5 separate regions of the Homo sapiens genome follow, and regions 2, 3, 4 and 5 are each linked to region 1. Evidence: chromatin loops called from intact Hi-C (ENCODE). Cell type or tissue: PC-9. All regions are shown on one strand. Each heading gives the region's core, and the rest is flanking DNA. Links, peaks and the distances in the headings are about the cores only.

What was found. Hi-C counts contacts between places; a loop is a spot of excess contacts. Peaks named below come from ENCODE experiments on the same cell type or tissue, not always from the same donor. Only the 100,000 strongest peaks of a DNase experiment are listed, where the experiment ranks them.
Region 2: it touches region 1 in a loop (2.6-fold over the local background); 2 of 110 quality-filtered maps call a loop at or near these places.
Region 3: it touches region 1 in a loop (4-fold over the local background); 12 of 110 quality-filtered maps call a loop at or near these places.
Region 4: it touches region 1 in a loop (8-fold over the local background); 5 of 110 quality-filtered maps call a loop at or near these places.
Region 5: it touches region 1 in a loop (8-fold over the local background); 2 of 110 quality-filtered maps call a loop at or near these places.

What each region holds. Positions count from the first base shown.
Region 1 is chr5:61,405,856-61,411,964 of GRCh38, forward strand. All of the region lies in intron 1 of ZSWIM6 (zinc finger SWIM-type containing 6), which reads left to right. Among named protein-coding and RNA genes, the nearest start is that of ZSWIM6, 77 kb to the left of the region's middle. RefSeq lists an enhancer at 2,156-3,355 and a silencer at 2,781-3,171. In PC-9, for the core only: no CTCF peak of the experiment used is centred there; DNase peaks (open chromatin) are centred at 3,006 and 3,896; H3K4me3 peaks cover 1,213 bases; H3K27ac peaks cover 2,448 bases.
Region 2 is chr5:61,535,757-61,541,865 of GRCh38, forward strand. ZSWIM6 (zinc finger SWIM-type containing 6) reads left to right here. Exons shown (of 14, transcript NM_020928.2): 11 at 3,058-3,215; 12 at 3,840-4,003. Among named protein-coding and RNA genes, the nearest start is that of LINC03122, 99 kb to the right of the region's middle. In PC-9, for the core only: no CTCF peak of the experiment used is centred there; a DNase peak (open chromatin) is centred at 3,555; H3K27ac peaks cover 984 bases.
Region 3 is chr5:61,655,589-61,661,697 of GRCh38, forward strand. All of the region lies in intron 1 of LINC03122 (long intergenic non-protein coding RNA 3122), which reads left to right. Among named protein-coding and RNA genes, the nearest start is that of LINC03122, 21 kb to the left of the region's middle. In PC-9, for the core only: CTCF peaks have their summits at 3,120 (motif pointing left) and 3,322; no DNase peak of the experiment used is centred there.
Region 4 is chr5:61,047,896-61,054,004 of GRCh38, forward strand. The region is part of intron 1 of NDUFAF2 (NADH:ubiquinone oxidoreductase complex assembly factor 2); the gene reads left to right. Among named protein-coding and RNA genes, the nearest start is that of NDUFAF2, 110 kb to the left of the region's middle. In PC-9, for the core only: no CTCF peak of the experiment used is centred there; DNase peaks (open chromatin) are centred at 826, 3,586 and 5,146; H3K27ac peaks cover 2,172 bases.
Region 5 is chr5:61,301,438-61,307,546 of GRCh38, forward strand. It overlaps LOC105378993 (a long non-coding RNA gene), which reads right to left. Exons shown (of 3, transcript XR_948365.2): 3 at 4,479-4,546. Among named protein-coding and RNA genes, the nearest start is that of ZSWIM6, 28 kb to the right of the region's middle. In PC-9, for the core only: no CTCF peak of the experiment used is centred there; DNase peaks (open chromatin) are centred at 554, 954, 3,334, 3,724 and 1 weaker place; H3K4me3 peaks cover 1,670 bases; H3K27ac peaks cover 3,845 bases.

The DNA of each region.
Region 1 (6,109 bases), core at 485-5,484:
TTAAAGTCTTTTATTTGAATTATATTTCAGAATCTTAAAATATGTATATGTATCACACAAAGAAAATACCTTTAAAGACTTTTTCTTTATGTATAGTCTGTGGTCCTGTGAGGTCTGGAGCTTGGGACTACTGTGAAATAAATGATAACCTTGTCATTCAGTAGACAGCCTGAGCTGCATTAGGGTCTTCTGCATCTCAGGGTTGGAGGCTTCTCCCTGCTTTGGCAGAATTTCTCTTCCCTCCAGTCTTGGCCTTCTCCATTAACACACAGGTACTTTGAACTTTATGTCTGCAGGTCTGTGTCATTTTGCTATCTCTTTGGGGAACCACCTGCCTAACCTTATGAGGTCCTGTTCAAAACTGTGGTTCTGCTCTTTTCAGCAACTGATCATTATTGCATATCACTGTCTTTTAACATCTACTAAAGCTGAAAACATTTGTATACTTAATATATTAATAGTATATTACTTGTTTATCAGTATGATGGTTTACATAAATGTGAAGCCTAGAAATTTTATAGGGACCTGGTGTAGTAATCCCTAACAGATATTGAAAGAAAGGTAAAAATTAGTTGAAAGGACTAGATCATCCTCATTCCTCACTCATTTTTCCTTAAAGAATATATTAAAAGGCAAAGTTGTCTACAGTCAGTATCAAAATTTTGTTTTAACAATGTTTTCAACATTTTACATCTTTCTGGTAATTTTATGAAGTCTCTGAAGACTAAAATCTGTCATAATTAGTCAGAAGTAATATTTCCGAGTAGGTATTTACTTTCAAAAAGCCTAAGTCTTTAAAGGTGGCATATGATACTATAATTTATCTCAGAAATCTTTTATTTATTTATTTATTTATTTATTTATTTATTTATTTTGAGACAGAGTCTTGCTCTGTCACCCAGGCTGGAGTGCAGTGACATGATCTCGGCTCTCTGCAGCCTCTGCCTCCCGGGTTCAAGCGATTCTCCTGCCTCAGCCTCCTGAGTAGCTGGGATTACAGGTGCCTGCCACCATGCCTGCCTAATTTTTGTATTTTTAGTAGAGACGGTGTTTTGCCATGTTGGCCAGGCTGGTCTCGAACTCCTGACTTCAGGTGATCCACCCACCTCAGCCTCCCAAAGTGCTGGGATTACAGGCGTGAGCCATTGCACCCGGCCTCTCAGAAATCTTAAAAAGGATTTAGTTTCATTTAAAAATAACAAACACAGTTCCCCAAATCTGAAATTTAGTTATTGAAACTGGACCATGTTGTCCATGGAAAACATATCTTACTTTATACCAGATTTTAAAATTAACACTGGTGTAAGTGCAGCCTAAAATTCCTCTGAGCCCCACTTTTACATAAGAAAAATTATTGAATATGATAAAGGTAGCATTTCCAATCAGTGAGAAAAGATAGGTTATTCAATTTGTGTTGGGACTAGTGGATATATATCTAGGAAAAAAAGTACAGACTCTAAATATTGAAAGGTAAAACTGAAAACATAAAAATATTTGAAGAAATCACTGGAAAATTATTCTACAAACTGCATGGGGAATGACAGTCTGTGATAATAGTAACCAAGAACCATGAAAGAATAGATTGGTAACAATTCAGCTACATAAAAATCCCTAAATTTCTCTATGGCAGAAACCATGAAACAGATAAATTTACCAAACTGGAAAAAATTTTCACAAATCATGTCACAAAGAGCTAATTTTCTTAAAATATATAAAAAAGATCTTTCAAAGTGTCATACACAAAACACTGCTTTTCGAAAAACATAAGCTCCTACAAAGCAGTAAGAAAATGATGAACAAATAGAAAAATGGGCAAAGGTGATGATTTAACAGTTCACAGAGAAATACAAATGGCTTCTAAAATATATAAAAAGATGCCCAACTTCGTTCATAATATGAAAAATGTAAATTAAGACTACACTAAGATACAATTTTTCACAGATCTGTTTTCTAAAAATAAAATAAGCTTGAGAGAGAGCCTCTTATCTGAATTCTGGGACAGCCTGATTTGCATGAGGGAAATAGGCATCCTCCTGCACTGCTGGTGGGAGGGTAAAGGTACAGTCTCAGTGGAGGACAGTTTGCTGTTACCTCTCAGAATTACAAATGCATGTGTTTGTTTTGATGTAGCAATTTCCCATCTAGGAATTTATTCTTGAAAGACAGTCATACAAGATTTTCACACCAGCATTATTTGTAATAGCAAAAAGATGGGAAATTACCTAAATGCTCATATATAGGGGACTGCTAAATTGTGGAATTCCATGCAATTCTAAAAAAGAATAAGGAAGCAAAGTAGAGAACATTATGTATAGAGTTTACCATTTTAAAAAGGAGAAAATAGAATATATGTGTATTTCCTTATGTATCACTAAAATACTTCTGGGTGAATACAAGAGAAGTAACAATTTATCATGGGATGAGAACAGGGCAACTGAGGGACGAAGTTGGAGGGAGATTTTGTCACTGTGTACCCTTTTGTTTTGGACCATTTGAAGCTATTGTCTCTTGACAATAATTTCAAGAAGATAAATTATGAAGGAGGGGGTCTAAAAAAGCTTTAAAATACGTTGTTTTAATAAAATGTTTTAATTTCTTTGCTTGAAAATTAACATTGCTTTAAGGGGGAAACAGCAGTTTAGGGGGAGCAAGTGCATTTAATTAAATTGCCTCTTCAGCAGTATTAAAAATCAGTCAGTTGTAAATTGGTGAGGAATATATTAAAACCCTATGGGAGACCAAGTTCTGAAGTTTGCTTCGAAGTTCGACCAGGAAAAGAAGGGGTTAAAGGTGTGATGCAGGTAAAGGAAGGGTTAAGGGCATTATGCAAGCTGTTAAATAAAAAGGAAGTGCATTACAAAATGCTGAGCTCAGGAGTCTGGCTGCCAGCCAAACCTTTGCTTTCCTCACTACAGCTGAGGGCTTTCGAAGCTTCCCACCAGTGGGTTTGTCTGAACTGTTTAGGAATGCGGCCGCGGTCGCCAGCTGACGTCAGCGCCGCCGGTTCAGCCGCAGGCCAGAGTCAGAGACTGACAGCGCGAGGGGCGGGGTTGGGAGTCAGGATGGGGCGAGGCCTGCGTGTGACTGATGGCGCGGGGGCGGGGCGGCGTGTGTGTGACTGACCCGACCGCGCAGAGGCGGGGTGGCACAAGATTTGCGTTTCCTTGATGACTTCTAAATTATGATTATAGATTTTCTTTGTAATGAGGGGAAAGGTTTTTTTTTTTTTTTTTTTTTTTCCCGTTTTTGAAATCCAGGCCTCTGTATTGCTTCACTTTAGGTATTAAGTATAAGCACAAAATTAAATGTAACACATACCAAATTGTCCAACTTCAAAGGCCATTTTGTTTTTGTTTTTGTTTCTGAGAACGAGGGGGCCACAGTAAAAACTTTGGTGATTTTTACCAGTGGAGGGGCTAGGGAGGTGATTTTTGCTGTTTAAGGAGGTTCTCAAATTTACTTACCTGCAGTCCATTTTCATTTCAGAATTGCTACCAGAAAGAAATTGTAAAAGTTTTCAAGCATGATTTTGTAAAGCAAAAGATCAAAAAAGGAGAGAAATTATGTGGAAAATTGGCAAGATTAATTATATCTCTATTAAGACCACCTTTGCGCAAGATAGTTTTGGGTTATTACTGCTGATTTTCAGCCTTTAAAGAAAAATGTGGGTTCTTGGTAGCAACTTACAAGGATGGTGTTTAGAGCTATAGTTCCCCCTTCTCCACCATACCCTGTTTTCTTGATGGTTAATTTTACTTTTAAAAACATTTGTATTTCTTGACTATTTATTAATTAGATCATTTTGCTTAGTCATACCTAAGAGTTTTGTTAGTCTTCGGTTTCTTAGTTGTATGAGTCAGAGTCAGGAATGCAAATTTATTAGCTTTTTGTGGAGAGGGATATGTGGGATGGTGAGAGCTGCGGGTGGGTAAGCATGGAGTGCAATACCAGTTCATAGACAAGGATCTAAAAGGAGCCATTAAGCTCCATGGAAAACATTGTTACTTGATCAGGCCAGTAAAGGAAGACTATTTTGAGTAGCTACTGAAGTTATCTGATAGTTAATTTAATTGATTTGAGTAACTCTTTCAGGGACCCCAGATTTGTAAAAGTGGCACTGTTGTGACTTTTGATAAAGGGAGTTTTAGCCTTTCATGAGAGGAAGCCTTGGACTTATTTGTCCTTCATGTTGAGAAGCTTCCGTATGATCTTCATGGTTTCCTTAGGCACAATCACTGTGATTTCACCTATGTATAGCAGCCCAACTAAGGTGAAGTCAGCATATAGACCAGGAAGATACAAAACTACGAAAACTCAGGACCAGCCTTGGCAAAAGGCAACATGTGTAGCCCTAAATTACCCCGGTACTCTAGTGCTCAGCCCCACATTGACAATTGCACAGAATTTAAGTGTTCTGAGTTTGTGAATAGTATTGTAATAATGGATGTATTTCCTTTTTTTTTTTTTTTTTTTCAGACGGAGTCTCACTCTGTTGCCAGGCTGGAGTGCAGTGGTGCGATCTCGGCTCACTGCAACCTCTGACTCCCTGGTTCAGGCGATTCTCCTGCCTCAGCCTCCCGAGTAGCTGGGATTACAGGCACGTGCCACCATGCCTGGCTAATTTTTGTATTTTTAGTAGAGATGGGGTTTCACCATGTTGGCCAGGATGGTCTCGATCTCCTGACCTCGTGATCCACCCACCTTGGCCTCCCAGAGTGCTGGGATTACAGGCATGAGCCACCGTGCCCGGCGATTTATTTCCTTTTTAAACCATCTGACTAGATTCTAAAGACTGGTGTTTTTCACTTAGATACCTTTTTGTTGATAGTACACTTCATGCAGAATAATTTTAAGAGTACAGAGTTGTAAACTACTGTTACATTGAACTCAAATATTAAGGTCATTTCATTTAATACATAGAATAGCCAACAGGAATATTTGACAGATTGAACATTGAATTAAGAATGAGGTATGAAGTGTGCTTAGTTTGCTAAGTCACCAGTTATACGACTTTGTCCACTTTTAATCTCATCGTGTCTTAGTTTCTCCAGGGGAAAATGCTTTTTATTAGTTTTCCTATAACAGGACTCAAGGCAAAAAACGCTTTTATGAAGACGTAAGAATATTCTGGTTAATAATACACTATGGTTTGGCATGCTTGGAAAGGGCAGCAGAAGAAATGGCAACCTGGTGTGGATGCTGACTGGTCTCTCCATCTCTCTGCTTGTCTGAAGCACTGCAGCAAAGTCGCTGGGAGGTCCTGTGCTCTAGGAGTGGAGCCTTGAGTGATTTGAGTGTGTATTTAGAATGAGGTTTCCTTTCTTTGTTTTTGCCAAATTAGTTATCAGTTCTTCTAAAATACAGTCCTCTCAAAATATGGAGTGAATGTTTGTGTCTTGTTGGATGAGTCTGTATTTGGACTTAAGTGTGACTCAATTGTTTTTTAAACTTTAATGACAACTAAGGTGAGCACATTTTGAGTTACAAAGGATGGGAATACAGTAAAAATTGCTTCCCTGAAGTCTTGATATTAGTGAAGAAACAACCCCCTAATTGGAAGCTTTTGGACAAAGCTAGAATATAGTTTTGCTTCCTGAATACTCTAAAATGTTTCAGGAAATTTCAACCTTGTCTTTAATAAGAACACTTTAAAATTACTTTTGTCTAGTTAACACATGTTTTGAAATATATTGTCTTCAATGTGTTAATCCACTCAGGCTCCTATAACAAAAATACCTTTAACCAGTAGCTTATAAACCATACAAATTTATTTGTCCCAGTTCTGGAGGCTAAGAAGTCCAAGATCAAGGTGCCATCAGATTGGGTGTCTGATGAGGCCCCTTTTCCTGGTTCCTGGATGGCACCTTCTTGCTGTGTCTTCATGTGGTAGAAGGAAAGGATGAAAGGTCTCTCTTGGGCCTCTTTTTAAGGGCCCTAATCCCATTCATGAGGGCTCTACATCCGTGACCTACTTAACCTTGTAAAGGCGGCACATCACCTTGGAGGTGAGGATTTCAACATATGAATTGGGGTTGGGGATAAGTATGCAGACCATAGCATGCATTTTCATTTTCATTCATATATTGAGATTTTAGGAAATTAATCAAAG
Region 2 (6,109 bases), core at 660-5,659, 130 kb after region 1:
TGTTGTGGAGGTGATTTGCTTGTTGGCTTGTTTTGCTTCTGTTTAAAGTAAGGGAAGGGTTATCCTTGCTGCTATCAGACTCAAGCACACCGTGGCTTTTTCCTACTTTTTCGTGAAGCACAATTCAAGCCAAGTTTAATCATAAAACAGCAACAGTTGAAACCTTCATAAATGATTAATTGTTTTGAAAAAATTGATTTTTGAAGCAGTAGTAAATAGTAAATATACTGGCTTGAATATAATTGAGGGAGACCTTCACACCTGCTGTAATTCCGCATTCCATCAGTAGTGCAGGAAAGCAACTCCCTGTATTGCCAAGGCACATCTGTATTCACTGGAGGCTGAGAGAAGGTGGGACGTGCATTTAGCAGTGAAGGAGTCGCTATTCGGGGTCCTTCAGGCTCTGCCTGCCTCTCTTCTGACTGCTTCCATCTCCTCATCGGTCTCTCCTTTTCAGCAATAACAGTTAGAATATGTTGTTCTCTACCACCCACCTTTTTATTTCTACCTTCTTTTAAAAGTTATTTCACATAATAATTATTTTTATCACAGATTTGTTCAAGGTGAATATTTTAATGAGTTCAAGATTATATTTTAATCTTACAAATAACCTTTAAATTTTAAGGACCTAAAAGGTACATCCATCTTTCTTAAAACATCAGCATTTTCTTTTTCCTTTAAAAAAATTAATAAAACACTCCTGTGCTTCTAATGGAAAGTACAGATCACCTAAGGACAAGCCATGTTGTAGACCTAAAAGCTTGTGTGTGCTGATTAACAGTTTGATCTCAAGAAGCTTTTCATCAAAGATTCTATGTCTGTAATCAGAGAAGTAGATTCTAAAACAAATCCTTGCCTATAAATTACCAGTGTCCCCAAAGTTACCCTGTTCTGAAAGTATTGAGTGTAGCTTATGTGTATAAGGACACCTCTTTTTTATGCAGTGATAAGGATGTGTGTATGTGTCTGTGTGTATACCTATGTGTCAGTGTGTTTTAAGGCTGACATCCTGTAATTTGACATGCTTTCCTTGGCAATATGGAATCTTACTAACCTGCTGGAGAATCTTCTTAAGTATTCTTTTTTCTATTTTTAAAATACCAGAAAATAAGTCAATAACAAACATCAGCAAAAGTCCCCCACCAAATTACATTATACCACTTGGTTTATGTTTTAGAGCACGATTTTAAAATAAGTGGGTTCCTATTTTTATTTTTGGAAGCTGAAATGGAAGCTGTCTTATGAAGACATATGCTCAACTCTATACTTACTCAAATCTTAGGAATTCTAATCTTGTTTTAAAGGGAAGATGTTAATGTTATGGTGCCACCAGATGCTGTTGCTACTACCACTGGCAAAGTTTAAGGGTAAAATAGCATAAAGTTTCTGTGTGGTTCTGGCTTATGTAATGGTATGTGCCAGGCAGAAAGGCTTGCTTTTCTAACACTCACAAACTCATTTATATTTGTCCTTGGTTGCTGCCAAGGCAGTTTCTTAATGGGGAATACTAGCAGGGTACAGGGGAATTTTTTTTCCACTTTCTCTCTTCTATCTGCCACTACTATCCTGCCAAAGGTCTGCCATGGAAGGCAGGTATGTGCCCCACCAGGTATTGCAAGGCAGCCCAGGGAACAGGAAGGAAAAGAGAGATGTAGCTCGCATGCTTCTTAGTCCTTCTGGAAGAGGAAGGCTAAGGAAGGTCATCTTCAGCACTCATTTTCTCATCTTCCCAGGGATGTTGATTAGTTTCTTCTACAGTAAGTCTGGCAAGACCTGCCTGTGAATACGAGGATATTCTGAGTTAAAAAAAAAAAAGCTAAATAGCAACCCTGCCATTATTCTTACTACTTAACTGCCTACCTTGCCACCTTCTCTACTGCTGACATCTTTTTGTTCCTAAATAAAAGGAGAAGAGAATGAGCCATTTGGCTTACCAGGCAATAATTGCTCTTGGGTGGGGCCTTGAGGCCAGCATCACTCCCAGACCCAGCTGACTCTTCTTGGTCTCCAGCTCTTATCTTATTTCATAGTTCTTAACACTGGTGTACTTGACTGAAGGCCGGCATTTTGATGGTTGTAAATAAATTATTTCAGCTTTAGGTACTCTACTAAGCTTTTTGGTACTTTTAGAAGAGATTACTAAATATTTGCTTTGCTTTTAGAAATTTTTTCATCAGCATATTCTTTTTTTATTTGTTTTGAGACAGGGTTTTGCTCTGTTGCCCTGGCTGGAGTGCGGTGTGGTGTAATCATGGCTCCCAGGCTCAGCTGATCCTCCCATCTCAGCCTTCCAAGTAGCTGGGATTACAGGCACATGCCACCACACCCAACTGATTTATATTTTGTAGAAACAGGGTTTCGCCATGACAGTATATTCTTAATAAAAAATCAGAAATCACTCTGAATTTATGCAAAACTGTCAAGGGACAGACACTTAGGTCACATTTATCTTCTGTAATATGGTTGGTAGAACATAGTCTAATGTCAAATTCCTGGAGTCATAAGAAACTAATTGTTCAGAAAGTATGAATGGATGGAAAAGAGGTAATTTTTGTCTTACTTCCCTTCTTGTTTTATGTTTAAATAGGTTAAGCTTATTCATCTTAAGTACTCACTGCTTCCTGACTGTGATCTCAGTCTTAAATATCCATTTCACTATCAGTTTCTGTTGATTTATTTTTTGAGTCATAGAATTCAAAATTTGTAGGTAAACATCAAGACCTGTGTTTAAAAGTTCTTCGGTGTTTGCGTATCTTAATTTATTTGAATATTGTAATTTTCTGAATGGTGCTAAAGAAAGAAAATCTCTTAGGTTTGGGTGATGAACAACTAACAAGGTTTGGGTGATGAACAGTTATTATTAGCAAACAATTAGTAGTCCAAAAAATCTAGGTATTTTGCACCCACACAGCAGAGTATAGCTGTACCAGCCCTTGCTGAACTTGAGTAGAGGCCTGAACATCTACCCACTCCTCTGGCTTCTGTTGGCCAGTCTTTCTGGCCAAGGACATGGTCAAGAAATAACTAGGGGCCACCTTCCTTGTCTTCTCATTATAGGTTACTAGTATTGGAATCTACTGCTCCATCAGGAGACCTCACCCGCCCACACCACATTGCATCAGTTGTTCCCAACCGCTACCCTCGCTGGTTCACTCTAAGCCACATTGAGTCCCAGCAGTGTGAGCTGGCATCCACCATGCTAACTGCAGCCAAAGGTACTGTACTGTCCTGAGGCCTCATAATTGTTTCATTCGTTTGCCTGTTTATTTTTTTTAAGTCTTGTTTTCTATCAAATTCTCAGCAGTGGTGTTAATGTCAGATAGGTTGAAGGGATCTTTTTCTTTAGATGTTAGCTTTTAAGGCAAAACAGGTGGCATTTTCCTCATTTACCTGCATCATTAACTTGCTGCCAGCAGAGTTCAGGTTAGTTACCATGCTAAGAAAATATAAATGGTTGAAATTCAGAAGCAGATTTACAAGTTGGGTTACATTTTTTTCTTCCTGAAATATTCACCAAAAATACATAAGTAGGAACTAGGAGAGCTGTTGCTGTCTCATGTTGGTCCTGGTTCATATGTGCTTTGAGTCATTGAGGGTGTGTCTCAGTGTATCTTTTTTTGTGAAGCCGAGATTCACAGACATTGCAGTAATTATGGGAGCCCTAGTTGTAACACCTGTGCCATCTGTGAACATGTTAGGTAAATTAACTTGTGCTTTATGTTTTGTTTTGTTTCTTTTTTCCCCCTCTGTGTGTGTGTATGGTTGTATGATTTTTGTTTATTTGTTTGTCTTGCTTTGCTTTGATTTGGTTTGGTTTGGTTTTCCCTTGTTCATTGCAGGCGATGTTCGGAGGCTGGAAACAGTATTAGAATCCATCCAGAAAAACATTCACTCCTCATCACACATCTTCAAGCTTGCCCAAGATGCATTTAAAATAGCAACTCTCATGGACAGTTTGCCAGACATCACTCTTTTGAAAGTGTCTCTGGAGCTGGGCCTGCAGGTACATGACTGGTAGTCTTTCCTGGGACATCAAAGACTGCTAAATAAAGGCACCTCTTAGGGTTGTTTTTGTTTGATTGGATTTTTGAGTGCAGGTAAATGACTCTTTGGAGTACAAATCTGTTAGACTTCAGGAGAGAACTGTATTTCAGAGACGTGGTCATTCCCAGCTGAACCAGACTGCTATGTAAGGTGCATGGACTGTACATTTAGCAGCCTAATTTGTGTCTTTCAATTAAAAAAAATCATTTTCTGAATTGCAGCCTTAACGACACTGTTTCTCCTTTGAATGAAGGGAGAAGAATTATTGCTAATAAGAGACTTAAATAAAGCTAGCATGTATAATGAAGATTCAGTTGTTAGGGTTAAATTTTTAGAGGAAGTATAAATTTTTATTGATGTTTGCATTTTCATAATAGATGGGCAGTTCTAGCTCCTTTTAATAACTCTGAGAAAAATAGGTAAAGGAGGAGTGATCGGGCCAGAGTCCAGTTTTAGATTTCAGCAGAACAGAATACCAAGGACATTTTGAGTTCGTCATGCAGATAGATGTTTGCTTCCTTATAGTTTCTGAACAGATCACTGGATAAACCAAGAACTAAAAAGTTTGTTTCATTTTTCTCATGGAATCTCTATTAACATTTGCTTTCTTCCCATTAAAAAGCAGTGAACAAAATTGTTATACCCCAGTTACCTAAAGAATGGGGAGTATAATCCCCTGATTGGATAATTAATCTGGTGTTTTAGTTGTGGATTCTCCCTTACAGTGACTAATAATGTTTAAATAATAGGATCACAGGAAAATGTACCTACCATGGTAACATAGAATACTGTACAAGCAAAGGGTATAGAAGATTGCTTTTAAGCTATATAGTGATGGTTCAGAAGTTTTTTGTTTTTTTTTAATTCTTGTTATTTGGCTAATTTTTGTCACCATTTGCCTCATCTTAAAGATGTGATGCAGAAAGAACCATTAACATGAGCTCTCTTGTTATTTGGAATTCATGGTAAATAGGATATGCACGAGAGCTTATTCCTTGACTCATTCTTTCTAGAACCTAAGAAGGAATCTCACAGGCCCTTTGTGAGTATTTCTAGAACCTAAAAAGGAATCCCACAGGGCCTCTGGGGATATGATGTCCCTGGATATTTTGTGGGTTTTTTTTTTTTTTTTTTTTTGTTGTTGTTGTTGTTTTGTTTTTTCAGATGGAGTCTCACTCTGTCACCCAGGCTGGAGTGCAGGGGTACAATCTCAGCTCACTGCAACCTCTGCCTCCTGGGTTCAAGCAATTCTTCTACTTCAGCCCCCTGAGTAGCTGGGACTACAGGCGCACGCCACCACACCTGGCTAATTTTTATGTTTTTAATAGAGACGGGGTTTCACCATATTGGCCAGGCTGGTCTCAAACTCCTGACCTCGTGATCCATTCCGCCTCAGCCTCCCAAATTGCCAGGATTACAGGCATGAGCCACCGCACCTGACCGTCCCTGGATATTTTGAATCTTTAAAGAATGGGGGAATTATGAAGAGGGAGATATGTTTATTTAGGGACTTCTTGTTAGAAAGTGAAAAACAAAATCAGATCACTAATGATATCAAGGATGATTTTTTCCCCCATAAACCTGGAGTTACCTTCATGGTCACCAGAAAAGAGCAATCAGAGATTGAAGGAATAACTAAAATGATTATTTTAAAATACCTCTTTCCCCACTGAGAGTTCCTGGTTAGAATGAATTCACAGGAGCCTCAGAAATTGAACTATGGAATGTTAAATCTGGGGAGGGAAAAAGGGCATGGGCTGTGTTTAATGCTCCAGTCCAGCCCTCTGATTTTGCAGATGAGAAAAGATAGAGTAACTGGTTCAGATACCACATCTAGTCAGTGGGCCCACCAGGAGGAGAATATGGGCCTCTTGCCAGGAGGAGAATGTGGCTGTGGCAAGGCCACCTGGGGTAGCCATGGACAAATCCAAATTCATATGTAGAGCTTTGCTCTAAATTATGCTTTCATCTTCCTGGTGGTAGACAGTAGGTATGCCTTATATGCCTTATAGTTTATCCCCCCCCTTTTTTTTCATTGACTCAGGATAATTTTCTAAAACATTTT
Region 3 (6,109 bases), core at 602-5,601, 250 kb after region 1:
CTTTAAAGAAGGGGCTACTTCAGAAGTGTGGGCAGAGGTAGGTGGACAAACAAGAGATGGGAGGCACCCCAAGTTTAGCACCAGTGGGGAGCTGGTATCCCCAAGGATGAAGGGCCAAGGGGAGGAAACTGAGGGACTGGGGCCCATGATAGTTGGAGCCCTGGAGGAAGAGCCTCTCGGTGGAAGCAGGAGTGCTGGAGGGACACAGTCTTCTTCTGAGATGGGGAGTCCAAGCAGGGGACAAGGACACAGTGTAGCTTCTCTCTTCCCACTTGACTGGCCATTAGTGCCTCCCCTCGTCTCTAATACAGTTGGAAGCCAGCAGCCAAGGGTGTTTGGGTGATGTGGTCTGTGGGGTCAAAGTGGGGGAGAGAATGCAGTAAATGGGTAGATTCGGACAGAGCAGGGTAGACGGAGAAAAACCAACATTCACAGAAAATACGTTACTTAGGACTTCCAGCATTGTGCAAGAAGGAAATTGACAGAAGTCATGTTTGGTAGTTGCCGGCATCATTCCTCACGTTCTGACTTCTGGATTCTGCTTTTCATCAGTCCCTTCTGCACTAACTTGCCCAGCCTAGTAAAGTCATATAAAGAGAAGCAAAATTCAGAGGATTCTTTTGTTGTTGTTGTTAACCTTTTCCTTCCACTGCTACTTACAAGCTCTCTGACGTTGGAAGTCACAAAAATGTCTCTGAGCCTCATTCATCAAGTATGGAAGAGGTTGGGTTTGATGTTTTGCATTGTGCCTTCTGGCTTGAAGGTTTTATGATGCTTTAAGAGGGTCTTTGGCTTCCTCCTTATGAAAGGCATGTAGTGCTCTGGCCCCTTCTAAAGGGGTGAGCCGCCTTCCCTTGCCCGTTGTCGCCTGCAATGGTTTGAAGGCTGGAAGAGAGCACAACAGCAGTACCCCAGTCCTCCAAGGAACAGACCGCAGCAGGTTATTAGCATTTTATCGACTTTGGCTCTGCTGTTGATTGTCAGGATCTGTAGTGAAATACTTTAATATACATTTGAGTCTAAGTGTTACCCAGGCCGAAGGAGCACTAATTTTGAAGATATGTTTGCATTATAGCCTGTGTTCTAGAGAGACCCAATATAAAGAAACACACCCAGCAACTCTGCTTACTCGGCTGGTGGAGGGAATTGAGGATTGTTGCTGAAGGGAACTCACTTTTGTATGCATTTCAGAGATTTAATTTTATTAGCCAATGCAAATGATCTGTTCCACAAATGTAAAACAAAAGGACAAGAAAATGATCCCTGTGTCAACATCAGGATGTCTGACTTAAAATCCCATTCGAATAACTCCCTAAAAATGATCAGACACTGAATACATTATTTTTCTGACTTTGACAAAACTAGTCTGCACAAAGAAGCAGCCCCATGAGGTTACGGATAAACCAACCACCTTAAAACTTCAGCATTTTCATGTCAGTCACAGATTTTCTTAAGGGCCAACTCACTGTTTAAGGACTAATGTGTTTGGAGAGGGAAAAAAACCACACTGTGTTATTAAGCAGAATCCCCTTTACATACAGGGATCGGATCAGTTTGCCCGGATTGTGTTGCCTGCTTTATTGTCCTACTTCAAACACGGGGCCCTGGGCATCATCTCGAGGAAGGGCTGATTGAACTGTCGGCCTGACACTTGTCAGCTGTGGATAATACGGGCTTCAGTCCGTCATGCTCACACATAAATGAACCATGACAGAGATAGACTGTTGAATAGAAAAAGCAGTTTTACTGTGGATAACCTTTCTTGAATAAATGCAACAAATAATAAAGTCTGAAAAGGGGGAACATGTACCTTAGGAAAGCAGTGACGTTCAGAACCAAACGGTTATTATCTTTTTGGGCCATCAAAAATTGCCCATTTATCCAAGTACATTATTGAGAGAAAAGCTAAAAGTGCTATGATTATCATAAAAATGATGGCAGTTGAATCTATGCAGTCTTCAATATTATATCACATAACAAAACCTAGTTACAGCTCACCAGGATTGAAAAAGGAGGCATTGTTTGTGTACCAAATGGAATCCACAATTGTTCTTAGAAAATGGTGGCACACATCTTAATTAAAAGAGCAGAAAAAGAATCTAAAGCTCTTCTTTATGTCTTTAAAACACTTCTCCTTTTTTATTAAAAGAAGAAAAAAACAGAACTCCCAGTAGAAATTGTGGAAACTCTACATTTCAATCAAGACAGTCAAAAGAATGATTTGAATTTACAGGCCTGTAATTGGAACAAATTGGAAACAAAAGAAGAGCTCGTTTAAGCCACGTGATGTGGCCACAGTGCTGCCGTGTACAGTATGTTAGAAAAAAAAATCATGTTTCTTTAAAGCAAAGCTAACTCCACTGCAGGCTCTGAGCAATTTGCATAAATGTCTCTACCATGATTTTTTTTTTATTTATGGGCCCTAAGTTTCTAATTAAATACTAATTAATACTATCACCAGAATTGTCTCCCATCCCCAGCTCTTCATAGCTTTGTCACTTTGATTAATGCACAGTCATTTATTAACTTATTTAACAAGCCGGGGTGCCTCATGACAAACTAGATTAAATTATCCTCATAACAGTCTCATTACTGGAAAAAGGGAGTTTTAAACTTAATAAAAATTATCCTCAATAATGTTAAAGCTTTTTCACCATACCCTTAAAAGACAGAAATAGGTTTCTTGTTTGATTTATAATATAAGGAGTTGTATAAAGCATCCATTAATAAAATTTATAAGTTCATTTAAGCTTGCACATTACAGTAGTGCTGTAGCCTTGGGTGCTTATTATTTAACTTTTGCTGTAGTTATGAAGATAATTAATGTGCTGACCAGACAGGGACTAAAATACCCACCAGAACAAGATAATTAGAGACATAAATAATGTTTAGGTTCTTGTGTGCTGCTCTTAAAATTAATTGTTTTGTTTTCCATCCAAACTTGATAAAGAAGAAAATAAGAGTTTACCAAGGAACTGTACGATGAAGGTGAGATGTTTGTTTCGGTGGACTGGCAAATGCTAGCAAGTCTGGCAGTTTTTGGGCTGGAGGAGGGAGCAGATGTGTCAGGGGATTTGGCTCCTTCTGGGAAACTGTTCGACCCTCATTGCTCTCTGTCGCCCTCTGGTGGCCAGGTCCTGGTGACACGCACACCTTGCAGCCAGGCCTGTTTGTCAGTGGTAGGCGGAGGGGTGAGGCAGAAGTGGGAGCTGGAGGAAGTCTCTTCATTTAAGTGCTGGGATAAACTTCTCATCTCAGTCAGATTCCAGGAGAAGGGGGGCCCCAGAGGGAGCTCAGCATATCTATGGCAGCAAATCTTCCTTGCTGACAAAGCAGAATCCAGGAAGCTGTGGCTCACTCAGGCCCTGCCGGTCTCAAAATAAATAGGCACAAACGCTTTAAAACATGCGTGGAGCGCTGACCCTCCATGGGGCTGTGTGCTAAAATAAGTGTTCAGCATGTTCGGAGGGCAGATTCTCTTTTTATTTTCAGTTTCTTGCTAAAATAGCACCCTTGTTAAGGGTCTAGGTGACCCGGTAGGAAGAGCAGGGAAAGGTATCTGCTGACGGAGGGTCTACTGTCTAAATTTCCTTCTGGCCTGGGCCGTCCTGAGTCTTTGGGTGGGGTTGTGGGAAAGGCGCAGTAGCTCCCTGGTCAAACAGGGAGCTGCCACCCTGTGTAGACAACACTTCACCACTGACAAGGCACCTTGGCATGTATCGTGCTGTCTTCACCCCTCCAGAGCCCTGTGAGACCAGAGGGAGGGACTGTTACTATGGTTGCTGAGGGGTCACGTGCTGATTTCAATCCACAAACCGGCCGGCTGGTGACTTCCTTGCCGGGAAGAGCACCTGGCTCCTTTTCTTTCGGTATCTGAAGTCCTTTCTGCTTTTCCGCACCTCACCCCCAGTTCTTCTCTCTCACACCCTCCTTCTCCCGCTCACCTTTTCTTTTTATCCTTGATTCAGAGCAGAGATAACAATAACTCTACTTGTTCTCATACTAAAATAGCTCACTTGTCAAAGCTGCAGGGAGACTGGTGCCGCGGAAATTCTGTGAGCAGAAGAATGGCTGGGAGAATTTTCTCCGAGTTTAGATTAGAGCGCTTCATGGTCAGAGTCCTCTCCCATTCACTCCCATCCCTGGGAGGTAAAAAGACAGCAAACGTCTTCATGATTTATAACTCTTGTTTAGCATTGATTCAGAGCTCCATCTTTGCAAGTCTATTAGTAGAGACCTATTAGTGGAGGTTGGCTTTGGCCAAAAATAGATCAACGTTAGGCCAAATCTTAGCTACCTGATTCATTCAGTTTCCTCCAGGCAACTTCATTTGAATTCAGGGTATTAGGTTCCCAGGCTTGCCCAGGATTCTGCTTGGGCAAGGAGGCCAAATTAAATGAAACAGGGCCTCTAGGAGCCAAGTGAGGGGATGTCCTAGATTAAAATAAAAGCGCAGGAAGAGAAGAGCTCTCGGTCGGTGAAGGAAGGTGAAGGCCCAGGTGATCTTATTCCTGTCTGGGTCCTTCCACTGGAGTTCCCACTGGCTTCATCATGATGGCCTCAGGAGTGGAGGGGCAGAGGGGAATGGTGGCTAGATGGATGCAGGCCACAGATTAGGGATGCATAGTTGGGAAGAACACAGGAGAAGAAGAGAGAGTTTTTCAGTGGTGCTCAAACTTTAATGGGCAAAACTTTGTTTAAATGCAGAGTCCCTTGCTCCAGTTTCAGACTTGCTAATTCTCTTAGTCTGAGATGACACCAGGAATCTGCACTGATAACAGGGCTTTAGTGACTTTGATTCAGGGGTCAGTCCATGACCAGTCATTAAGAAACACTGGACGAGGAAGGGAGAAAGAGAAGATAAAAGAACTGTAGGAAGTGAGGGAATTTTGCCTAAATCATGTTTACCTCCTGAGAAAGTGCCATAGCTGTCTTCTCTCTCTCTCTCTCTCTGTGTGTGTGTGTGTGTGTGTGTGTGTGAGAGAGAGAGAGAGAGAGAGAGAGAGAGAGAGAGAGACAGAGAGAGACAGAGAGAGACAGAGAGAAAGAGATGCCCTCCATGGCCAGAGAGGAAGGTAGGTCAAACACATATCCTTGGCTCTTCCAGCACCTCTCGTTGTGCTTACCCTGGAGGCCCTGCTCAAATCCAGTCTACATTGTGTCCACTGGAGGCTGCTCTTTAAGCTCTGTCACTCTCCTGCTCACCCCTTTGCTCTGACAGCGGCATCCTTCTGTGAGGGGACATCTGAAGGAAATGGGGGTACAGCTGTGCCCTGAGCCAGGGTTGCTGCCAGCATTGAAGAGAAGATTGAAAGAGCCCTATTTCCCACCTCCATACAACCTTCTGGAATAGTCAAGTGCCAAAATGGCCTTAATTAAACTGCCTCAGGCACATTCTGAGGGCCAGTCTATTGCTTGGGCCATTATGGGCAGACAGAGGTGCTGTGAGGGTAAGGTACCCTCACACAGCTTCAGAACTAAAGGCGCCCCAGCTGGGATGTCCTGACCTGTCAGGGCTCTCTCTATTGTTCTCTTCATGCCTTGGTAACCACGTAGGCAGAGCGATGTGGATGCCACATGTGTGCACAGATCAATGCATTCATGGTCACAGGCAAGTGCCAGGCACTGTGCTGGGTGCTGGCAATAGATGAAGATGAAAGACGTTTTCTTGCAAACTAGCTTCACTGTTGCCCCTTGAAGGCTCTCAGTGACATTGCCCTGAGCTGAAAGAGTATATCCAGAGGTTACTGGGACTGAGTGTGTCTTCTAACACCACTTAGACACCTGGCAGAGAACAGGACACTCATGACTAGACTGGCTCAGGGATGGCTTTGTAGGGTGGATGTGACAGAAGGAGAAGAGAGTGATAGGGTTTAGGGCTGTGGTCCCTAAACTGGAGTACACACACCCTCAGGGGCTGTACAAAATGCTCCAATGGGAATGGGCAGAAAATACTGAAATGCTTATTATATTGGCCTTCTAAAATCATGTCATTTGTGCCTTTCCATTTTCGTGATATGTTTTAAAATGAAGAAAATGTCAGCCCAGTAGTAAAATGTATGCGATTTATGAACATATTGGGGCTATGTGCTCGATTCTTTTCTTGCTT
Region 4 (6,109 bases), core at 549-5,548, 360 kb before region 1:
GCCTTTCTAGCCATTTATCAATGATTTTATAGTCCTTACTTCATGGCAGATGGAATAAAAGAACAAAGAAAGTTTACTTCCAAAGCAATTTAATAAACATGAAGTGAAAAAAATCAAGATAGACTTGTTTCTTTTCGCATTTCCCTCTCACAAGTGCCTTATTGACAAATGAATTCATTTCTTTTTCATATCACAAATTTAAGTGTGTCCCTGAATAACACCCAGCATCTAATACTTTTTTTAAGTTCTAATGTGTACTGGAACTGAGTTTGAAAATTCATTCCCTTGGCTGTTTCTTCCCTTTACAATTTGGAGAGTTTTGAAATTACCTTTGGATGGCTTTCACTGAGGAGATATGTTTGCTTGTTTATCTATTTTAAATCAAGAAAAAACAGATAAATATTCATATTATTTCTCGCTAACTAACTCAGTTGGCAAATTATTTTTTTATCCTGGGGTTAGTGCCTACTCACATTAAACTTTAAAAAGGAGATTGAGTTTAAAATGAGGCCACTCTTTAATCAGGTAGGATGCCTGGAACTATTTCAAAGGCATATATGGTTTTTGTTTTTATAGGAAGTGAAGAATGAGACATTAGAGTTATGAAATTAAGATTCTTGTTGAATAAGTAAATTTGCCTAAGGTTGGGGATAATGGAAGTGTGTAATGATTTGCATTGAGAGGTTAGTGTTGTCAGAAGCTATCTCCCAGGCAGCTTTCTTCAAGCCATTACACCTGGGCCAATAACCTTGTTTCCCAGTCTCAGCAAAGTTGATCTTAATCCTAACATCCAAATAAGAATTCTTCCTGTAACCTTTGTGGTTTTTTTCTTCAAGACATTTGAGTGAAGAACCACCATTCCTCTCTATGACTTAGATGTTACTCATCTTGTTGCTAGAAGGCAGTCAGGCAGTGGAAAATATCATCTTTGAGACCATACAAACATCATGGTTCTGACCTAAGTGGATTAAGATGGGTGATTGGAGAGGGGAGTGGTGGTAGAACCACATTCACAATGGGGCGCACTTTTTCAGGCTGCGTGGTTATGTCTCGTTGTTTTTGACACAAACATGCAAGGTAAACATGCATCTTCATCATCTGTTGGGGCCAAGGTATATTTTAAAAATCAATGTATAATAATGTCCAAAATTCAGTATATTATATTAGAGTTTTGTGTTCTTTTTATATATATAGAATTTTAGTTTGGCAATTTTAAGGATCAATTATATCCTTGTGGATAACAGCTGGTAATTATATACTATTTGAGTCAATATATTGATGTAACCTTTTATTAAAACTGTTATAAATAAGTCCCTAGAGTATGTAGTAATTTTTTATTAACCCAGCCTTACTTGGTACAAAGAGTTTTCTTTATTAAATATCTTTTTAAATCACAGGTAAAAGTTTTTAGTCCAAATAATTTAGGATCTCAAAAAGGACCAAAAAAGCCGTATAAGGAATAAGACACGGATTTTTACCCTCCGAAATTTGAAGAATTATCAGAACAGGGTTACAAAATCTGTAGTTTGTGAATTTTTATTTAGTTGTGGTAAAATACACATAACATAAAATTTACTATCTTAATCATTTCTTAGGCTGTAGTTCAGTGGTATTAAATATATTCACATTATTGTTCAACCAATCTCCAGAACTCTTTTTATCTTGCAAAGCTAAAACTCTGTATCTGTTAAACAACAAGTCTTCATTCTTCTTCTCCCCCACCATTCTGCTTTATGTGTTTATGAATTGAACTACTTTAAGTACCTCATGTAAGTAGAAACATAGTATTTGTCTTTTTTGTGTCTGGCTCATTTCACTTAGCATAATGTCCTCAGGTTCATCCATGTTATAGCATGTGTCAGAATTTCTTTCCTTTTTTAAGGCTGAATAATATTTCATTGTATGTGTATGTGTGTATTTATATACATATATATAAATACACACATACACAATGAAAATTATATATACACAAATTATGCAATTTAAATTATACACACACACACACACACACACACACACACAGTCTGACATGTATAGTCTGATGAGGGACACTTGGGTTGTTTCCATCTTTTGGCCCTCCGAAAGTTGAAGAATTATCACAATTTTGGCCATTGTGAATAATGCTGCAATGCACATGGACATACAAATATCTTTTCGAGACTCTGCTTTCAATTCTTTTGGTTATATACCCAGAAATGGAATTGCTGGATAAAGTGGTAATACTATTATATATATATTTTTTTTGAGGAACTGCCATAATGTTTGCCTTACTACATTATTTTACATTCCCACCAACAGTGCACAAGGGTTCCAGTTTCTTTACAACCTCGACAACACTTGTTATTTTGTTATTCTGGGGTTTTTGTAGAAAGGATAGTAGCCATCTTACTGGTTGTGAGGTGGAGTAGTGTATTTTAAATTCAACTTTAACCTAGAGAAAATTATGATGGAAATGATGATGAAATGTACAATCTCATTTACAGATTATGGCCAAAGTCTAAATTTGAATACTGTGCTGACTGACCCTTTTCTACTCTATTGTTGCGCAAATGATACTCTTCAAGGAAGGATTATGGCAGCCTGAGAAATCAGGAAAGCATGGCTTGGAACTGGCCAAAACAAAATCCAGCAAGATCTCTTTGAAGGTGGTATTTAAAAAAAAAATCATAAAATTTATGCACTTTGAACCTTGTACAGAATACAGCTGTCCTCAGACTAGAACTACTGACTTGGTGTAGTAGGTAAGGTGAAGGATTTAGCAAGTTCAGTTTTCCTTTCATTACCAATTTATTTCCTTAATTTTCTACATGTAAAAGATTGGAAAAGGGCTGACAGACAGTAGTCAGCAGTAACACTAATTGACAATAAGAAATATCTTCATTATTGCAAGGTGGAAGAATCATTTAAAAGTCAAAAAGTCACAGTAGGACACTATTTTAACATAGTGGACTATGTTGTGTTTATAATTAGCATGTGATCCAAAGAGAAAGTGAGTACACAAAGGATGTTTAGTTCACTAAGGCAGGAAAAAAAGAACTCTAAAGTATTTTTAAATTCTTTTCATTAAAACAATCAGACTGAGAATATTTGCTTTTCAAAGGAATTGGCTTCATTTATCTAAAAAATGCTATCATATGGATTAGCTGATTTTCCAGTGACGCAGAAAAGATGACATATGGTACAGAGTAGCATATATTCAAGTGTCCAAAAATATTCTCATAATCTTTCCCATGTAAAATCCAATTGTTCTCTTAATTTTAATTTTCTAGAATGATGCTTCTAATCTCCATTAGCCTCCTCTTTTGCCCACCTAACTGCTATTTGATAGATACCTCTCACAGAAAGTTTCCCATTTCTCTTTACTTCACAATTCTGGGTTCCTTATTTTTCCTGTGTGGTATCACAGCACACAGCATTTTCTTTCTTGTACTTATCGCTCTCTATTGCAGTCAATCTGTGTTCCTAACCATCTGACCCCTGAGACCACCAGTGTGTCCCAGATCAGTAATAGCCAAAGAGACAAAGTTGTTATCATGCTGAGAATTGTATATAGCATACATCTTGGTATGCCTCCAGGAATGTGAGGCCATTAGGTTGTCAGATATGAGTCATAGTGGGAAAAATATTAGGGTCATTGAACCAGAGTGTGAACAACTTGAGCCTTCTTTCTTTTTCTCCCACATATAGCAGTGTTTGACCTAGGCATTAGTATAAACACTAAAGTGAAGAGTTTGGATTTTTGCTGTATTAAAAAAAATGCATTGTAGAATTGAGTTTTGTATAGGGATGGTGTTAGAATTGTGGTACAATAAAACTATTATAAGATCATTCTCTTCCTTCTTCCAGAAAGGATGTAAGATTGAAGACTCAAAGATAGAGGCATAAAATTGCAGTGAAAGGAGGAATGTAAAGTCAGGGTGGGGAAAAAGTAGAACCAGATATGAGGCACTAATATAAACTCTGATTAGCTATGCATTTTCTAAGAGTGGACTCAAATGCAATTCTGACCTTTGTAGCAACCAACTCAAAAAGGAGAAACCTTTAAGTCAGAACCTCACAATGGCTCTGAGGTCAATCAAACAACTACTTAGAGAAGTATAACTATTTTTTCTTTTCCAAAAATAAAGTAGCTTTATTTTGCTTTCATTCGAAAAACAATATGTTACTTATTTTAAAAAAATCAAGCAATAAAGTACAAAATCTTATATAATTACCCCACTAGAGCACTTGTGGTCATACCCCTAAGCTTCTTGGTAGTCAGTCCAGAAAAGGAAACAGTTGGTCGCACAACTCATACTGCTCAATTTATATTCCAAACAGTATGAGAGCTTGTTAATTTTCCTACACTCTTAATAACACTGGGTCTGTGTTGTTAATCTTTCCTGGTCCTATAAGAGAAAAATTATATTTGTTATTTTCTCTTTTTTTCTTTTGAGACGGAGTCTTGCTCTGTCGCCCAGGCTGGAGTGCAGTGGTGCGTTCTCTGCTTACTGCAAGCTCCGCCTCCCGGGTTCTCGCCATTCTCTTGCCTCAGCCTCCCGAGTAGCTGGAACTACAGGCGCCCGCCACCATGCCCGGCTAATTTTTTGTATTTTTAGTAGAGATGGGGTTTCACCGTGTTAGCCAGGATGGTCTCGATCTCCTGACCTCGTGATCCGCCCGCCTCGGCCTCCCAAAGTGCTGGGATTATAGGCGTGAACCACTGCGACTGGCATATTTGTTATTTTCTATTATCCTTAATACTAATGTCTGATGTGACTTTTTCTATGGTTTTTATAAGTAGACACTAATGTAATGAACAAGTATTCTTGATAACATACTTTGATTAATTTGATAAGTTTTTTTCTGGAGTATTATAATAACACTGAATTATGGGTAATGGTATTTCACCAGGTTTTTAATTCAGTAAAACCAGTTTTTCTGGGGCGAATATGATAGTGTTCGTTATTCAACCTTTTTGTTGATTTGGCTTTATTCAGGAACATATTTGTGGTAGAGACCACTAGCTTCCTACCAAAATCACTTTTTCCTTCTTCGTGGATACACAAACTACCTTTAGCAGCTCCATTTGAAATTAAGTGTGCTATGTGACTAAGTTTTCTCTAGTGCATTGTAAATGAAACAGATGTGAGTCACTTCATTGGCATGAGCCATAAAAATCTCCATTATGTGTTCCTGGGTGCTCTTTTTCTTTCTGACTAAATGAAATGGCAGTGTTCAGGGAAGCCTTAGAAGTCATGTGTTGAAAATGACTGAGTAGCCATCAGCCTGGATCTTTGAATGACTGCATGGAAAGAACTGCATGGCCTACCTGAACATTCACCCAGCACTGTTGCATAAGAAACAAATACACTTCTAATTATTTAAACTACGTAGTTTTTTAGAGTCTGTTTGTTACTGCAGCTTAGCCAATCCCAATTAATACAATATTTTAGAAAATATAACTGAACAGAAATTGAGCTAGATTCAAATGATCCATGTCATCAGGATATGCACCATCTCCATAACATGACTCTGAATTGGTTTCATTCATAGATAGATTTTCTCCACATAGTAGAATAGATGGCCCAGCAATCACAGGTCTTACATGGTCTTTATAGCTTATGATCATAGAAGCTGAGAAAGTATCTTTTCCTGGAAGCACCAGCAAAAGTTCTAGGAAGACTCTTCATTGGCCCAGCAGGGGTCATGTACCCATCCCTGAAATAGTTTCTGTGGCTAAAAGGATAGAATACCATGGGTCAAATTTGGTTAACATTCCTACCTCTAAGTAGAAGGGTGATAGTCCCACACAACCCCATGGACAAAGTAGGATCATATGGAATGGAGTAGTTTCCTAAAGAAACAATAAAGAATAGACATCAGAATACAATATGGTTAGGTTTTTAAAATTAATATAGACATGAAATGAGAGGGACCTGGATGAAGGTCTTGGTGTGGATATAAAGGGAAATATTGAAATAAAATATATTTTGTTGAAAGTTTGCATTGTCAGGGAGGGAAATAGTAGAAAAAACAACTGAACTTTAAAAAACAATTAAAAATTTTAATTTTGGTAAAAAATAAAACATATGAGGTGGTAGGATCACTTGAGGCCAGGATCAAGACC
Region 5 (6,109 bases), core at 392-5,391, 100 kb before region 1:
CTTTTCTTCTGCCTCTTTGTATCCTTTAGCTTTTGGGTGGAGGCCCAGAGAGCTCCACAAGGGGTGATGTGTGTTTAAGAAACTCAGCTAAAGGAAACAAACTGATTGCAAAGAACTCTGAACCTAGGGTGTTGGGGGAAATGCTGAGCATTGTAATTGGCCTAATGCTGCTCCTGTGAGAGATGCCATCTCCCTAGGCCTCCAAAGTTCTGGCAGGGATTTTAACTCTTCTCATCCAGCTGATGACAGACAAATATTCATCACTTCAACAGTTAGGTGCAACCCCCAAAATGTTTCCTCAAGTCCTTCCTCACTGCAAATGCCTACCAGCTCATCTCTGAAGATGGAAAAGCAAGCGTGGTGACATCTGCAAATCTGGACAGTGGGCTTTAGGATTCATCTGAAAAGAAAGGCTCTTGGACAGTGCTGGACCTTGCTCCCTGAGCCAGGCTGTGGGTCCAGTGGTGACTCAGGAAGGAATGCCACTGACAAGCCACAGGCATGCCAGAGAATTACTCAGCACAAGCCAACAAGTAACCTCATACGAGAATCAAACGCCAGCCAATCTGCGAACGCTTTGCGTAACAGCATATTTGGATTTGGGGCTTAGCTTTCAGGCTTGAGTTTCACGTTTGCCTGAGCATACTCCCAGCCTCCCAGGGCCCCTTCTGTGTGCCCTGCCTCTGATTGCAAGTGCAGAGAGCAGTTCTCCCAAGAGCCAGGGCTCAGCTCACCCCTGCAGGTAACGCAGACCTCTGCTAGGGATCAGCTGTCTATCATCTGGTGGCGCCCCTCTTTCCAGCCAGCGCTACATCTTCATATGCCTTTTCTTACCAACAGGTCAGCAATGTGGGTGACAGATACTTCTTTTTGCTGTTGGAACACTTCATATTCATCTCTGGTATTGTCATGGCCTTTGACATACCTTACCAACAAGAGAGGTTTGTTGACTGATGACAGCAGGTATAACAAAATCTAACTAGTGACAGTTGTAAGAATTGGCAAAGTATTACTGCATCAACAGGTATGTGGACTGTCTAAGAGCCTCAGAAAGGACAAAGAAAGAAGCTTACAGATTCCGATGCCCCTTACTACTGTATCTGGCCTTTCTCCTGCCGGTATAGTGAGAGTTGACAGTTTGATGGATTTAATTTAGGATCTATGTTAGGATGAGATGCACTCTGTTTTCCTAAACAAATTTGCTGCAGAATGGCAGCCACAGTCTAGGGCCTCCTTGAGCTTGAGGCTAAATGACCTGATGGCCCACCCACTTCATCTATACTGCCTTTAATATGTCAGCATTTCCTCAAGGCCTGGGTTTCGTGCACTCAGGGTGATATTGAACATGAAGTTTTCAAACAGCAATACCTTGGGTAACAGACAAGGGCTAGTTAATGATCTCATTCATAATTCATCCCGTGAAGGAACCATTTACACTCAAACTCCAAGCAGGAAGAAAATATTCCCATTAGGTAGGGCTTTTTAAATGCCTCTGCCTTTGCCACAGTGCTGAGAGAGAACTGTGGTCTTCAGTAGTAAGGGCATATGGCTGCAAACAGAGTGCCCAGGTTAGAGACACCAAGAGCTGCAGCATCACTCAGTAATAGCTATTTCAGAGGGATGTAAAGCCTTCCCTGGGAAAAAGTTGAATAGGACTCAGTGCCTAAACACAGCACTTTCAAAAAGAAATGAATCTCTAATTAAACATCCTGAAGACAGAAGCTGACATGTCATTGCAGAGCTAATAATAAGACCTCATGAAATGTTCAAAAGTTCTCCAGAGTAAGTGTGAACAATTACATTTCCCTCTCTCCATCAGTGAAGGGTTACCACCAGTTCTTTAAGAAAGAGAAAATGAAGGTTAGTATCTGAAAGTATTATATAATGTGCTTATTACTATGCGTGGGTTGAGATATTCTCCAAAAAAAAGTTCCTTTTCCTTCCAGAATTAAAAAGAACCCCTCTAACTTTTGTTAACTGTAGATAGAATCTTTTCTTTTTTTTTTAAGGAAGAATCCTTACTGCATGTCTAAAACTCGTGGCTGAGAAAAAGTAGAGGATGTCCAGCCTAAGGAGCTATCAGCATTTTTTTGTAGCACTCGATATAGCTGCAAGCCAAGGTCCTCACGAAAGTGAAAGTTTTCATTCAAAGTTAAAAACATACTACTTGCATTTTACAAGCTCAAGAGTAAAGCACAATAATTATCAGTGCTTTATTGGTAGTTCCAAGCCTCCAAAAATGTCAGTAAGTTGAATCTACACTATCTTTGTACAAGAACATAAAACATAGCCTCGTGATAAAAATTAAAGGAAAGGATAAATTTGGTGAATTCCCTGCATAGTTCATAATAGAGATTAGTCAACCCAAGTTACAAAGATAATTTTTGAGATGAGGTATCACTCTGTTGCCCAGGCTGGAGGGCAGTGGTGCCATCATAGCTCACTGCATCCTGGCACTCCTGGGCTCAAGGGATCCTTCCTACTCTGTCTCCCGAGTAGCTGGGATTACAGGAAAGAGCCACCTTATCCGTTTGATTTTTTAAAAAAGAAATTTTTGTAGACACAGGTCTTGCTATGCTGCCCAAGCTGATCTCAAACTCCTGGACTCAAACAAGCCCCCAAGTTACAAAGACAATTTTTAAAGGTTTAAGAGGTTTGCTTCAAAGAGCTATTTCTTTTCTTTTCTTTCTTTCTTTTCAGAGACAGGATCTCACTCTGTCACCCAGGCAGGAGTGCAGTTGGTTCGATCATAGCTCCCTGAAGCTTTGAACTCCTGGGCTCAAAGGATCCTTCCGCTTCAGCCTCCCAAGTGGCTGGGACACTAAGCACACACCATCACACTCGGCTACTTAAAAAACATTTTTTTTTAGAGACAAGGGTCTCACTATGTTGCCCAAGTTGGTCTCCAACTCCTGGGCTCAAGCAATCCTCCTGCCTCAGCCTCTCCAGTAGGTGGAATTACAGGCATGAGCCACCACACTGGCTAAAGAGCTATTTCTTTTATATAAATTATATGAAGATTGCTAAAAGGTTTTAAGTCACACTACATGTAAAAACCCCTTAGGCTCAAACTCACCAGGAGGATCGTGGAGCTTGGAGCTAAATAAAGCCCAGGTGCTTTGCCCTCTGCTGCTGACTTCGGGTGCTGGCTGGGAAGGATCTATTTCCAGGAGGGACCCAGCAGAACCTCGGCGTCCCACGGCCCTAATAGGCAAATATGAGCCGGCCTCCGCCCCTTAAGGATGGAGCTGCTTAGCTTCGCCACTGCTGCCTGGAGTTCCTTGTCTGAGATAGGCAGGGCGTGGTGCCCCAGGTCATCTCCCAGGCATGCTTGCCCCACGAGCAGCGCTGTGAGGGTGTACTCAAGGCAATCCAAGTTTCAACGTCATACCATTGTCTTTAACAAAACCCTGCAAACATGTAGTGACCGAGGCATGATGCATCCTGCCTCTTGCTCTGCTATTTATCTGCTTTTCTTTTTTTAACTTTAACTTGTTCTCCTCCTATTTATTGGGCAATCACCTAGATTCTAGGAAACAAATATATTTAATTTTTCTAATCTAAAGGTTAATAAGGACTCTATCTTCTCTAGTCAGAGCCACAGGATGAACTTTCTCAACCCATCCTCTTTAAGGAAAAGAAGTTGTTGGCTGAGTCACGTGAGTGTCTGTTTACACACGTCTTATAACAGCATACAGGGTACATACACAGAGCAGCACACCTCCCCACCAGGAAGGCTGTGCTCCATATTCATGTGTCAAGTGATGTAAAGGTTGCCATGGTTATAATCTCTGTTTAGTCAATAGTGTGTGTGGGGGGGGGGGCGGGGAATCACCCCAATGGGCGTATTGCAATTTAGAGGAATCCCTGGGTACTTTTAAAGTATTGAATCACAATTTACATTTTAAAAAGTGTTGTCAATGACAGCATATTGGTTGCCATTTCTTGAAAACTCTTCTTTGTAGGAGGACCTTATGTATGCCAAGAACATCGTTTTTGCCTCCTTAGGTGAAACTTTATTTCCCACATTTAGGATTCATTAGGATTATCTAAGGTAAGTGGCAAGAGGGGAGAAGGATGAAAATCATGAGGGTGAATGTGGGAAAGGGATGAGGGAAGGTGAGCTTAATTATTTCAAAGATAATAATGAGTGAGGCTCCCAACCCCTGAAATTTGGGAGGCCAAGGTGGGAGGATTGTTTGAGTCCAGGAGTCTGAGATCAGCTTGGGCAACATAGCGAGACCTGCGTCTACAAAAATTTCTTTTTAAAAATATCAAACAGGCATGGTGGCTCTTTCCTGTAATCCCAGCTACTCAAGAGACAGAGTAGGAAGGATCCCTTGAGTCCAGAAGTTCAAGGCTGCAGTGAGCTATGATGGCAGTACTGCCCTCCAGCTGGGGAAACAGAGTGATACCTTGTCTCAAAAAAAAAAAAAAAAAAAAAAAGGAATAAAAATAAAAGTGTCAGTAATTCTTACTCTTCTTCTTGGTCTGCCACCTTCTTGCCTTGGTGACTTTTGGATCCCCCATCCCTCTGTTTTCTCATCTGTAAAATTGGAAGGATAACAGGGAGTTGCAGGGTCTACTGGGTTGCTCATAGGCATTTAGAGCACTCGCTGGCATACAGTGAGCACTCTTTAAATGCACCCAATCTTATTCATATTCTAGTCAATACACAAAGAATCTGCTGTGCTTTTGGATAGAGAGAAATGCTTCATAACAACACCATCACACATTATTGAAAAGATTTTGGTGTGATTAGGGCCGACTGACATCCAAACTTCCCTCCCACCTTTCTGGTCATATCTCCTCCTTTTCCCACACTCAGTATCTTTCCTTTATCTACTCTAAGCAGTAACATGATAAGTTATATAAATTATATGAAGATCATTAAAAGGTTTTAAAGTCACACTACATGTATGACTTCGTATTTGAAAAAGGCTCAAAACAGTAAGTGAAAAAAGTGACAGTTGGTGGAATTTTAGAAGTTGAGGGTGGAAGGTGTTTCCAAAACCCCTCAAATCACACACCCTAGATGTGGCTGCTTCCTGGATCCACTAGTGAAGCTGACTCTGGCAGGGAGTCACTTGCATTTTTCACTAACTGAGGTCCTGCTCTCTCAAATTTCACAATCTAAGGGAGAGAATCTTGATCCAGAGTGATAACAAAACAAGTAATGCAAGCTCAGCGATGTGGGATAACTCCCCTGTCCCTGGTATTAGCATGGAGGTGCTGGCCACCCTCTGGTGGAACAAGACCCATTCTTTGGCTTCAGGAACTTCACAGCTTAGTGGAAGGGACAAAACACATCAGATAGTGATAAGAAAATGTGTATGAGTAAAAGGAAGAGATAGGTATGTTGACAGAAGACAGCCTGAGGAGTTTAGAGAATAGAAACATTTCTCAAGAACTTGAAAGCGAAAGAGTCTCTTGAAAGGGTTTGTTGCACACTGCCTGAAGGCTGAGGTATGGACTGGAAAGTGACTTAGTCCAGCCCCTTCTAGCTGGGTGAGTAACTGAACACTCCAGCGTGCGGATCTTCACTGGAGAGAAATGGGAGCATGATTCATCTCTTTGACATCATCTTTAGATTTTTGGTTTAACTTTTCCTTTCCACATCAGACGCCCCTGTTGTTGGGTGGTCTGCCATGCCACTTCCTCCAAGTCCCAGCTACTTTACTCTAGGTAGAGGGCTGAGGGTAATGGATCTTATTTCAAAAGGAGAGGGGAAATTGAAACCAGAACAGCTTTGTGATGAACTGTAGGGGAATCCTTTTTTCTCTAGCAAAGGTTTCCCAAGGCTGGTGTCTCCAGCTTGGAGCTTGATCGTGTGTGGTGTGTGTGTGTGTGTGTGTGTGTGCATGTGTGTGTGTGTGTGTGTGTTTGTATTTGGTGAGAGTTAACCATTCAAAATGGAAATCCTTTCATAATTTGATCTAGTTATGCAAACACAGCCCATTGATGTTAACAAATAGAGACCAGATGCAAATAACCCACTCGGGCATAACATGGAATAACTAGCAGAAGTTAAAGCAAACCGTCTCCTCCCCACTGCCCTATTACCTCATAAGAATTCCTTCCATTTGGAAATAAGCAAGAGGAAAAGAAA